Linked DNA regions of Homo sapiens: region 2 is linked to region 1. Evidence: read pairs that join two places in POLR2A ChIA-PET (ENCODE). Cell type or tissue: B cell. All regions are shown on one strand. Links, peaks and the distances in the headings refer to the core of each region. The heading gives the core; the rest is flanking DNA. Region 1 overlaps NCF2 (neutrophil cytosolic factor 2). Region 2 overlaps SMG7 (SMG7 nonsense mediated mRNA decay factor).

What was found. Peaks named below come from ENCODE experiments on the same cell type or tissue, not always from the same donor. Only the 100,000 strongest peaks of a DNase experiment are listed, where the experiment ranks them.
Region 2: POLR2A ChIA-PET joins it to region 1 with 5 read pairs; 3 of 35 experiments call an interaction of 5 or more read pairs at or near these places.

The regions. Positions count from the first base shown.
Region 1 is chr1:183,578,282-183,583,661 of GRCh38, forward strand. The region is part of intron 2 of NCF2 (neutrophil cytosolic factor 2); the gene reads right to left. Among named protein-coding and RNA genes, the nearest start is that of NCF2, 9.5 kb to the right of the region's middle. In B cell, for the core only: no CTCF peak of the experiment used is centred there; a DNase peak (open chromatin) is centred at 2,100; H3K4me3 peaks cover 427 bases; H3K27ac peaks cover 1,100 bases.
Region 2 is chr1:183,521,822-183,527,201 of GRCh38, forward strand. It overlaps SMG7 (SMG7 nonsense mediated mRNA decay factor), which reads left to right. Exons shown (of 23, transcript NM_001375584.1): 5 at 4,775-4,946. Among named protein-coding and RNA genes, the nearest start is that of SMG7, 52 kb to the left of the region's middle. In B cell, for the core only: no CTCF peak of the experiment used is centred there; no DNase peak of the experiment used is centred there.

The sequences.
Region 1 (5,380 bases), core at 152-5,151:
CGCCACTTCTGCCTCCTCCCTACACTTTGGAAAAGAAAAAAAAACAACCACTTATGCTATATAGTATTTCCTCCTTTTTTTTTTCTTTTTTTTTGAGACAGGGTCTCACTGTATTGCCCAGGCTGGAGTGCAGTGGTGGGATTTCAGCTCGCTGCAAGCTCCACCTCCCAGGTTCAAGTGATTCTCCTGCCTCAGCCACCTGAGTGGGACTGAGCTGGGACTACGGGCGAGCGCCACCACGCCCGGCTAATTTTTTATATTTTAAGTAGAGACCAGGTTTCACCATGTTGGCCAGGCTGGTCTCAAACTCCTGACCTCGACTGATCTGCCCGCCTTGGCCTCCCAAAAGTTCTGGAATTACAGGCATGAGCCACCATGCCCAGCCCCAGATAGTTTTTCTAATGCTGCTCCCACTGCCTTGTGCTGCTGGATTGGCGTGGAGCTGACTGGCTCGATGTATACCAGGGCTGCTGTCCTGGGACTTGTAGCAGAGAATGGGAGCTGACCACATCAATAGGGCCCACAGGCATGTAGGTGGGACCTGGACACACACTTCTGAGGATGCTGGCCCAGGCCTTGACCATGGGCTCCACAGAGGCCCTGGTGGGAGGGAGCCATTGCTGGGCTATAGGGGGTGGGAGCAGCAGGCATAAGCTACGCCAGCCTCACTCCACTCAGTCCCCTGACCTGGCAGGAACAAATTTGGCTGCCTGGTTGTGGCTCACACCTGGGCAACTGGACTGTAAGTCTGTAAGTCCCTAGGCCACCATCTGACCCAGAGCTACCAACCCGGCTTCTCTTGGAGATAAGCCTGGAATGTGGACACAGGCTGGCAGGAATCCTCAAGAGGCAGTGTGATGTAGTAAAGGGGCCAGGAGCCAGAGTCCAGATCCAACAGCTCTGCCACTAACTGGGGGACCCTAGCAAGTCACTTTCCTGGCCTGAAGTTCCACACCAATATTATGGCAGCATATTGTATACAGGGACATATTATATGCAAAGAATGTATCATATAGGGAGCTTGCCAGCATATGGATCCCACTTCTGGAGTCAAAACCACCTGGTTTGAGTCTTGGCTCCGTCACTTACTATCTGGTGAGAAACGGCAAGTTACCTAGCTTCCCTAAGTCTGTTTCCCCATCTTTAGAATAAGAGAATAATAAGGCCGGGCGCAGTGGCTCACGCCTGAAATCCCAGCACTTTGGGAGACCGAGGCGGGTGGATCACGAGGTCAGGAGATCGAGACCATCCTGGCTAAAATGGTGAAACCCCATCTCTACTAAAAATAAAAAAATAAAAAAATAAAAATTAGCTGGGCATGGTGGTGGGCGCCTGTAGTCCCAGCTACTCAGGAGGCTGAGGCAGGAGAATGGCATGAACCCAGGAGGCAGAGCTTGCAGTGAGCAGAGATCACACCACTGCACTCCAGCCTGGGTGACAGAGTGAGACTCTGTCTCAAAAAAAAAAAAAAAAAAAAAAAAAAGAGAATAATAACAGCATATACCTCACAGGTTCATTGTGAGAACTAAAGGAGATGAAGCATTTGGGTACTTCAGACAGTGCCTGGCACACACCATAATTTTTTTACTATTGTTTTTGTTGTTTTATTTTCTTTAGCTCTAACACTCTACCAATTAATCCATACATCAGCCACTTATTACGTGTTTACTTAAAGCTCCGTGCCATATAAGCTATTATCAGGATATTTTAAAAATACATGGCATAGAAGCTGGAACTCTGATCTCATGGAAGTTTAGAGCTGAGCACAAGGGCTGGTTGGCCAAGAGAGTCATAAGGAACGGGTGCCAGTGTGGCTGGGGGAGAAGCCATCACCATTAGGGTTGAGGTAAGTCACACATGGTAGCAGTGGCTATGCGGGAAATAAAAGAAGAGAGCTTGGGTTTGAAATAGGAGGATGGCTTTCTCTAGTATCCCTGTTAATAAAGATGGTTGTAAAACCTACTAAATGCATGCAGGCCATTCTTTAAGTAGCAATGGGGCCTTTCATGTCTTTTCCACGCATCTTTCTGGGTTCCTGGAAAGAGGAAGAAGGTACCCAGAAGTACGCCAGAAATCAGGTTCCGCTTTCTAAGCCAGAAGGTGGGGTAACTAGCTTCAATTCACTGAGCCTCTTCCATCGCGAAGAGGACAGGCAGAAGCAGAGGTTTCCTGTTTCCTGGCAGCTGCAATTTCCACTGTGTTCTATTGCCTGTTTGGGAGCTCGCTGAAGGTCTCAGAGGGCACACACTTTAACTGCCGTCAGCATCAACCTACCAACGTGCCTTCCTCCCTGCTGAGTTGGCTAAGCAGATGGATTTCAGCTGGGAAGTGACACCACCTGGGTCTATCTGGCATTGCATGAGCCCAGCAAAATCCTCCTAATAATTCCCTAGCCCATCAAGATGTCTACAGAGGCCCGGTGCAGTGGCTCGTGCCGGTAATCCCAGCATTTTGGGAGGCCAAGGCAGGCGGATCACTTGAGGTCAGGGGTTCGAGACCAGCCTGGCCAACATGGTGAAACCCCGTCTCTACTAAAAATATTTAAAAATTAGCCGGGCGTGGTGGTGCGTGCCTATAGTTCCAGCTACTCAGGAGGGTGAGGCAGGAGAATCACTTGAACCCAGGAGGTGGAGGTTGAAATGAGCCAAAACCATGCCACTGCACTCCAGCCTGGTTGACAGAGCGAGACTCCAACTCAAAAAAAAAAAAAAGGTGTCTACAGATTTGGGCCTGGTAGGAGAGAGAGAGAAAGAACTGACAAATTATTCAGAGGGTTTGCTTTGTTTTAAAGACAGGGTGGACCCGCCTAGGCAATATGGAGAAACCCCACCTCTACTAAAAGTACAAAAAATTAGCCAGGCATAGTGGTACGTGCCTGTAGTCCCAGCTACCCGGGAAGCTGAGGTTGGAGAATCACCTGAGCCCAGGAAGTCAAGACTGCAGTGAGACATGATTGCACCACTCCACTCCAGCCTGGACGACAGAATGAAATCCTGACTCAAAAAAAAAAAAAAAAGAAAGAAAGAAAGAAAGAAAAGAAAGTCCAACAACCAAAAAAACAGGGTGGGGCCAGGGGCTGAGGTTTGAGCCTGCAGTTCCAGCTACTCCGCCAGAGGCTGGGGCAGGAGGATCACTTGAGCCCAGGAGTTTGAGGCCAGCCTGGACAATATAGTGAGACCCCTTCTCTAAAAAAAAAAAGATTACTTATTTTATTTATTAATTTTGTTATAGAGACGGGGGTCTCACTATGTTGCTCAGGCTGGTCTCGAACTCCTGGGTTCAAGCAATCCTCCCACCTCAGCCTCCCAAAGTACAAAGACTGCAACTGTGAGCCACTGCACAGGGCCTAATTAATTAATTTTTAAAACGGGGAAGGGGCATCCTTGCTAAGTGTTTTTTTTTTTTGAGACAGAGTCTCGCTCTGTTGCCCTGGCTGGAGTGCAGTGGCGCGATCTCGGCTCACTGGAAGCTCCGCCTCCCGGTTCACGCCATTCTCCTGCCTCAGCCTCCCGAGTAGCTGGGACTACAGGCGTCCGCCACCGCGCCCGGCTAATTTTTTGTGTTTTTAGTAGAGCCAGGGTTTCACCGTGTTAGCCAGGATGGTCTCGATCTCCTTACCTCGTGATCCGCCCGCCTCGGCCTCCCAAAGTGCTGGGATTACAGGCGTGAGCCACCTCGCCTCGCCAACTAAGTGTCGTTTTTAAACATGTCTCTGAAAGCACCGGCCTGCTTCCCAGCCCCCTCGTTCCCTGCTGCAGGCCTCTTTTCGGCCTCTCCACTTGTTTACCCAGAGCTGCAGCCCTGAAGGGGGTTCCGCTTTGACACACAGCTCTTTTCCCATTACACAGGTTCGCAATAATCTCAGTATGAGAATCCCAAAATAGCATTCAGCGCTGTGTGCCAGTGGGCCGTGCTGCGGCAGCCCCCGCCTCCCTCTAGCCCTTCTTCAGCGGTTCTCTTCGTGGCCATTTGGAAGCATCCCCCAGGAGGCAGCCAAGGTGCTGGCAGCTTCCTGCAGGGCTCTGCTGGGCTGGGCATGGGTGCTTTCTTCACACCCACACTTCAGTGACACCCCTTGGGGCGCCTTGGCTGCACTGGACCCAAAGCCCCTCCCCTCCCAGGCAGGGGATCCACCAGCTGAAGCAGCAACCTTGCCATAGCTTTTCACAAGCTCCAGGCTTGAGAGAGTTTATAATCCCCATTTCTGTAATACTCCTGGGAGGTTTCTTAGTAACCTGCTTGTTCCCATGCTGCCAGTGCCCCATGCGTCCAGAGTCCACAGCTCATACACCTGCACCCAGGACAATGGAATCTCAGCAAGCTGAAAGAAGTCAAAACTTCAGGCATCTTTGGGATGCTGCAGTGGCTGCTGTGACAGAGGTTTGGGCCCACTCCCTTTCCTGTTTCCAAGTCAGCAGGAAGAAGGCTTTGCTATGGAGCCTCTTTAAGCCAGCTCCATGGAATGGGTCTCACCCTTATTGTCATGCCCTAAGATTCATAAGGCACAGGATCTGAAAGACAGCTTCGAGCCCCTGTGCCTTTCAGATGACAACGCTGGGGCTAGAGAGGCGAGACAGCTTGGCTGTTATCCCTGAGACTCTGCTTGCCTTTTCAGAAATGTGCTCTAACTTTGTTCTGTTGGAACTTTATAATGACGGAAGAGCAACACAAAAACATACGAAAGTGGGGAAAATAGAGGGAAATAGAGGGGGAAAAACCTCCATCCATAACATTATCAGCCTTAAACAATTCCCTTTTGTAATCTGAGGGAATTCCTTTTTTTTTTATTCAGACAGAATCTTGCTCTGTTGCCCAGGTTGGAGTGCAGTGGTGTTATCTCGGTTCACTGCAACATCTGCCTCCCAGGTCCAAGCTATTCTCCTGCCTCAGCGTCCCAAGTAGCTGGGATTACAGGCACCCACCACCATGTGCTGCTAATTTTTTGTATTTTTAGTAGAGACAAGGTTTCGCCATGTTGGCCAGGCTGGTTTCAAACTCTTGACCTCAGGTGATCCGCCTACCTTGGCCTCCTAAAGTGCTGGGATTACAGGTGTGAGCCACTGTGCCCAGCCAATCTGAGGGAATTTCTGTCCCACACATTAAGAAGTAATTTCTCTAGCCCCCATCCCGCTTACTTAAAACTACCTCTTACAGCAGTTACCCACTTCTGCCTTGCATTACAGTTACTGGTGTTCTTGACTTGTTTCCCCTTTTTAATTTATAAGTTCCTTGAAACGGAGACTATATTTTGCTCACTTTTATTTAATCCAACACTCATTTATTGAGTAACTACTATGCTAGATACTGAAATACAAGCATGAGTAAGTAAAGATTTCTTACGAAATTCGTAGAGTAGTGGAGAAGACAAATATATACAGGA
Region 2 (5,380 bases), core at 230-5,229, 56 kb before region 1:
CGCCACCTGCCTGGGTGACAGAGTGAGACCTTGTCTCAAAAAAAAAAAAAAAAGAAGGAGTTGCAAGTCACTGGAGTTGGAAAGTAAGCAAAGGAAGAACATGATCAGATTTGCATTTTTAAACGATAACCCTGGATAAAGGGATCAGCTATGGAAGCTAGCTATGGAAGTTAACTCTATTAATTCCTGTTGGCCATACTTGGATTAGATGGATTGGATTGAATTTCTGGAATCAGAGTAAAGGAGGAGTCAAAGCAAATACAATTATCAGTGTGAGCAGCTAGTCGAGTGGTTGTACCATTTACTGAGATGGGAAACACTAGGGGGAAAGTAGCTTTTTCCCTATTAAAGTAGATGCCTGTTTGACATCTAAGTAGAGATTTGAAATAAGCAATTGAATAAACAAGGTTGGAGCCCAGTGGAAACATCATAAAATCATAAAAATTTTATGATTATAGTAAAGAACCCTGACTTAGTCAGATGGTAACAGATTTAGCACAGGAGGAGCCACCATTGCAATCAAGAAAATGAGAGAGAGAAGGTGCCTTGGAAGCCAAGAGAAAAACATCTGAATAAGGAAGGGAGTCATCAGCCCTGTTGAGTGCTGCTGAGAATTAAAGTAAGATTTAAAGTGACCAATTAGGTTTGACAACATGAAAGTCATTGGTGAACTTAATGAATACCATATTTCTTCATTTCTGAAACTTTTTTTTTCATATTTTAACATATCTGAAATAGAGATAAGTTTATAACAGATGACAAGTGACCATATAACTTGTGGTTTTTTCTCAATATTATATAAGATGATGGTTCATCTTATAATTTATGGTGTCTTTGTATTGATGAAATGTAACTTCAGCAGTGTTGGGGATAGAAACCTGATTAGAGTGGATTGAGAAGAGACTAGTACTTGGTTATCCACAGTAACATTTTCTGTGAAGATAGTTTTTTAGTTTTTTGTTTTTTTTTTTTAAAGACAGGCGCTCACTCTATCATTTTGGCTGAGTACGGTGCTTAATCATAGCTCACTGAAGCCTCAGACTCCTTGGCTCAAGTGATCCTTCCCCACCTCAGCCTCCCAAATACCTAGGACTACAGGCTCATACCAGCTACCTTTTTTTATTTTTTGTAGAATGGAGTCTCACTATGTTACCCAGGCTGGTTTAGTTTTAACTTCTTAGCTACCATTTTGTTAACCAGTTAAAGCATGGGGCTTAAAGCAGAACCAAATTCCTGGTCAAAGTAAAGACATACCATTCTGCTGTAGGTTGTTTTTAAACATCAAAGAACAGAACGGTAGCCTTTATTCTAAGAAAATAGGAACCAAAAAGAAAGTATAATCACTGAGTTTCTGTATTAGTTTAAAAGGTAATATTCTATACCTTCATAATCAATCTTTCATTCTTGGCATGGAATAAAGAGCTGAGGAGACAAGAGATAGTGTAAAAATTGATAAATAGGAACCCAGAAACTGTTCTAGTACTGCTCTAGGGCTAATTGTGACTATTTGGACAAGTCACTACCTCTGTGGTGCTTAGCTTTCTGATTGTAAAAAAGAGAGTTGACAAATGCTTATAGGTTCATTTTCCAGTTTTATAGTTCCATGATTATAATTTGGGAAGAACTAGAGGCATTAATATTCAGCTACAGCCTTAGGAATATCTCCCAGTCAATACTTCTGTATAATGAAGTAACTAAGTTCTTATCAGACTGAGGAAACTACTACAAAGTAATGTACATCAGGGTCAACCTATATGAAGGTAGGACATTGTTTTGTTCAATTTATGAAACATCCTTTTCTCTTCTTTAGTTCCATCTTGTTACTGCCTCTAAACCAACTAGAGCTCTCTTTCTCAGAATCTTTGAGCCAGTAGGAGCTTTTCTGTCTGATATCACCACTTAAACTCTTGGGCTCAGGCAGAAATTTTATTACAAGACATTCTACATGATGTTCCAACCATAATTTTATTTATTTTTTGTGATCTTTCTTTTTTGTTTTTGCTAGATGTGCAGCCTTGCCTAGTTTTCCAGTCTGTTTTTTCATTACCTATTGAAGTCAGTTCTTTAACCCTCTCATGTTTCTTAGTTATCCACTTTTGTTTTTTGTTTTTTTCATAATATATATGTAGGTATATATATATTTACATATATATATTTTTTTTGTTCCTGCCCTGTGCCTTGTGCTTTTTCTATTTCTTAACCCATCCCGTTCAGGACATTAACTTATTTACCCTGTTTTTTTATGTATTCATTTTATTTTATTTTATTTATTCATTTTTTAAGACGGGGTCTCTCTCTGTCACCCAGGCTGGAGTGCAGTGTATATCATAGCTCACTGCGGCCTGGAACTCTGGGGCTTAAGTGAGCCTCCCGCCTCACCCTTCCAAAGTACGGGGACTATAGCACTGCATGCCACCACACGTGGCTAATTTTTTGTTTCACTTTATTTTCATTTTTATATTCATTCATTTGTTTATTTTGTAGAGACAGATTCTTGCTTTGCTGTCCAGGCTGGTCTTGAACTCCTGACCTCAAGTGATCCTTCCGCCTTGACCTCCCAAAGTGTTGGGATTACAGGCATGAGCTACCATGCCTGGCCTTGTTTACCCAATTTTATGTTAGTGAATTTCTTGCCCATTACAAATGTACAAGTAAAGATGGAGTAAATAATTTCCATGCCCAGTGAGAAAGGGTGCGCAGAATTTATATTTAGTTATGGAGGTGATTTTTATCTTAGGAAAAAGGTGGCATGATTCAGATCCTTCTGAGTTGAGCCCTTAGGGTGTCTTATTTTGTATTTTGAATTCTGTACATGCTAGAAAGAGTGGTGATAGAATCAAAATATTTCTAATTCTATAACCTTAGTCCAGTCGCTTGATTATTTCTGCCTTCACATCCTCATCTGAAAAAAATTGAGCTTTATATCTATGTATACTGTGTTGCTACTAGTTTATCACAAGGATAAAGTGAGACAAATTTATCAGATAACCTAGGGAAATAAGTTACGTTATAAATGTAGAATATTCTGTTGGTTATATTGTGTGTCATGTTGTCTGTCCTTCTCTCCTTTCCCTTTTCCCTCTCCCTCCCTCTCTCCCCTCTACTTCTCTTTTTGTACCTGACTTGCCCATTTAGCTACAAGCTCATGAAGGAAACATATTTTCTTACTTGTCTTTGTATCTTTCTTGTTTACTGGGTGTCTGATATACTAGCACATACTTGGATGAATATAATAATATTTGAATGACGATATTTGTAAGTAAATATTTGAATAACTGTGAAGTAAATATTCTTCACAGTGTGAAGAACTGTGTGCGGGGCAAGAAATAAGCCCTTGGCAAGCAAAGTGAGAGGAGAAAAGCCTTTCTATGAAGGAGACTGAAAAGGAGTGATTGGAGAGATGACAGAGAACTAGAACAGCTCAGTAATCAACCATAAGATCAGATGTTTTAAGTGCAGCAAAGAGGTCCAATAAGATGATGTCTGAAAAATATCCGTTGTATTTGGCTATTAGGTAACCAATTGTCTGATAGTAGTTTCAGTAGAGTGGTAATGGATGGTTGGGTGAGAGGAGGGAGAGGGGTTGTGTGGAAGCCAGATGATAATGGATTAAGGAGTAAATAGAAATTGAGAAAGCAGATATGAAAAGTGTGGACTCCTTTGAAGGCATTTGGTTGAGAAGAAGGAGAGACATTAAAAGGTTGCTATAAAGTCAAGAGGAGAGTGTTTTAGCTCTGTTTTGTTTTTTGTTCTTGTTTTTTTCTGTGGGAGACGTGGTGTGTAGGCCATAGGAAAGAAGCATGAAAAGTTGACAGTAGATGAAAGAATGGAGAGGTGGGAGACAGACAGGAACCAGAAAAGAATGTAGCAATAGGCACACATAGGCAGAAGAGTTAGCTCTGACTAGGAAGAAGAGCCCCTCATACTTTAAGAACAGAGAAGAGAGGAGGTAGGAATGGGTGATACAGTAAAGGTGTACACTACGGTGAGATTCGTTGTATATGCAAAGACATGTGAATTGGCATACAGCTTAAGAAAATAAATTGCAAGAAATACCTAAAGTCTGACAAATACCTTGGCTTACATTTAAGTCAAATTTGTAACCAATATTTAATAATTTTTGGGTTTCTGAGAGTAGTAGCTTTCTTTGCTTGCTTAATGTGTCTGAAAATCGTGTCTGAAAATCCTATCCAGTTAAATAATCTTTTTTTAAAATGCTGCTGTATGCACATCCTAGATTGCTGTAATACTTGAGAATTCAAAAGGTATGATTTATAATGAATGATACTAGTTATCCTGTGAAAGATTAACGTATAATATATATATATATATATATTTTTTTTTTTGGAGACAGTCTTGCTCTCTCACCCAGGCTGGAGTGCAGTGGCGTGATCTCGGCTCACTGCAACCTCCGCCTCCTGGGTTCAAGCGATTCTTGTGCCTCAGCCTCCCTTGTAGCTGAGACTACAGGTGCTCACCACCACTCCCGGCTGATTTTTTTTTTGTATTTTTAGTAGAGACGGGGTTTCATCATGTTGGCCAGGCTGGTCTCAAACTCCTGAGCTCAAGTGATCCGCCCGCCTTGGCCTCCTAAAGTGCTGGGATTATAGGCGTGAGCCCCTGTGCCAGGCCCGAAAGATTACCATATAATTTTCATGCAGTTTTTGTTCAGATTTCAGCAGTATGTGGTACTAGGTACACATCTTACAGTTTATAAACTTTACTTTTAGAGCACTTGTGACTTACTACTAAATTTTGTTTGTTTTTCTTTTAGTTATTACAAGAACTGTGTACAGTATTTAATGTAGATTTACCATGCCGTGTGAAGTCTTCCCAATTGGGAATTATCAGCAATAAACAGACGCATACCAGCGCCATAGTGAAGCCACAGTCTAGCTCCTGTTCCTATATCTGCCAGCACTGCCTCGTCCACCTTGGAGACATTGGTGAGCCTTTGCTGTGAAGGAATTGATAATATGTTCCTCCTTTTCTTTGGAATAGTCATAGAAAGAAACTGTTTTCCTTTAAGCGGAGCATACACACACAATTTAGATTGTCATAAGAAGAAACTATAAAATGTATTCTAAGGAACTTAAAATTTCTCAATATTTTTGGGATTGGCAGAGCATCGTGAAGAAAGTAACTTTCATATTAAGATTTAAATTTTATTCCAACTTTATGTAATTTATATAGGCAAATAATAAACAGCAAAAACATAATCAAAGCTTAATTTTTCAAAGTGGTGCCATAATTTCTAAATTAAATGTACTCTTCTGGAATAAATGAGGTTTATAAATTACTCCTGAAGCGAAATTGCCTTCTTTCTTTCTTACCAATGGACTAAAAGTTGATTTTTAATTTTGCTTCCTTTTTAAAGTTT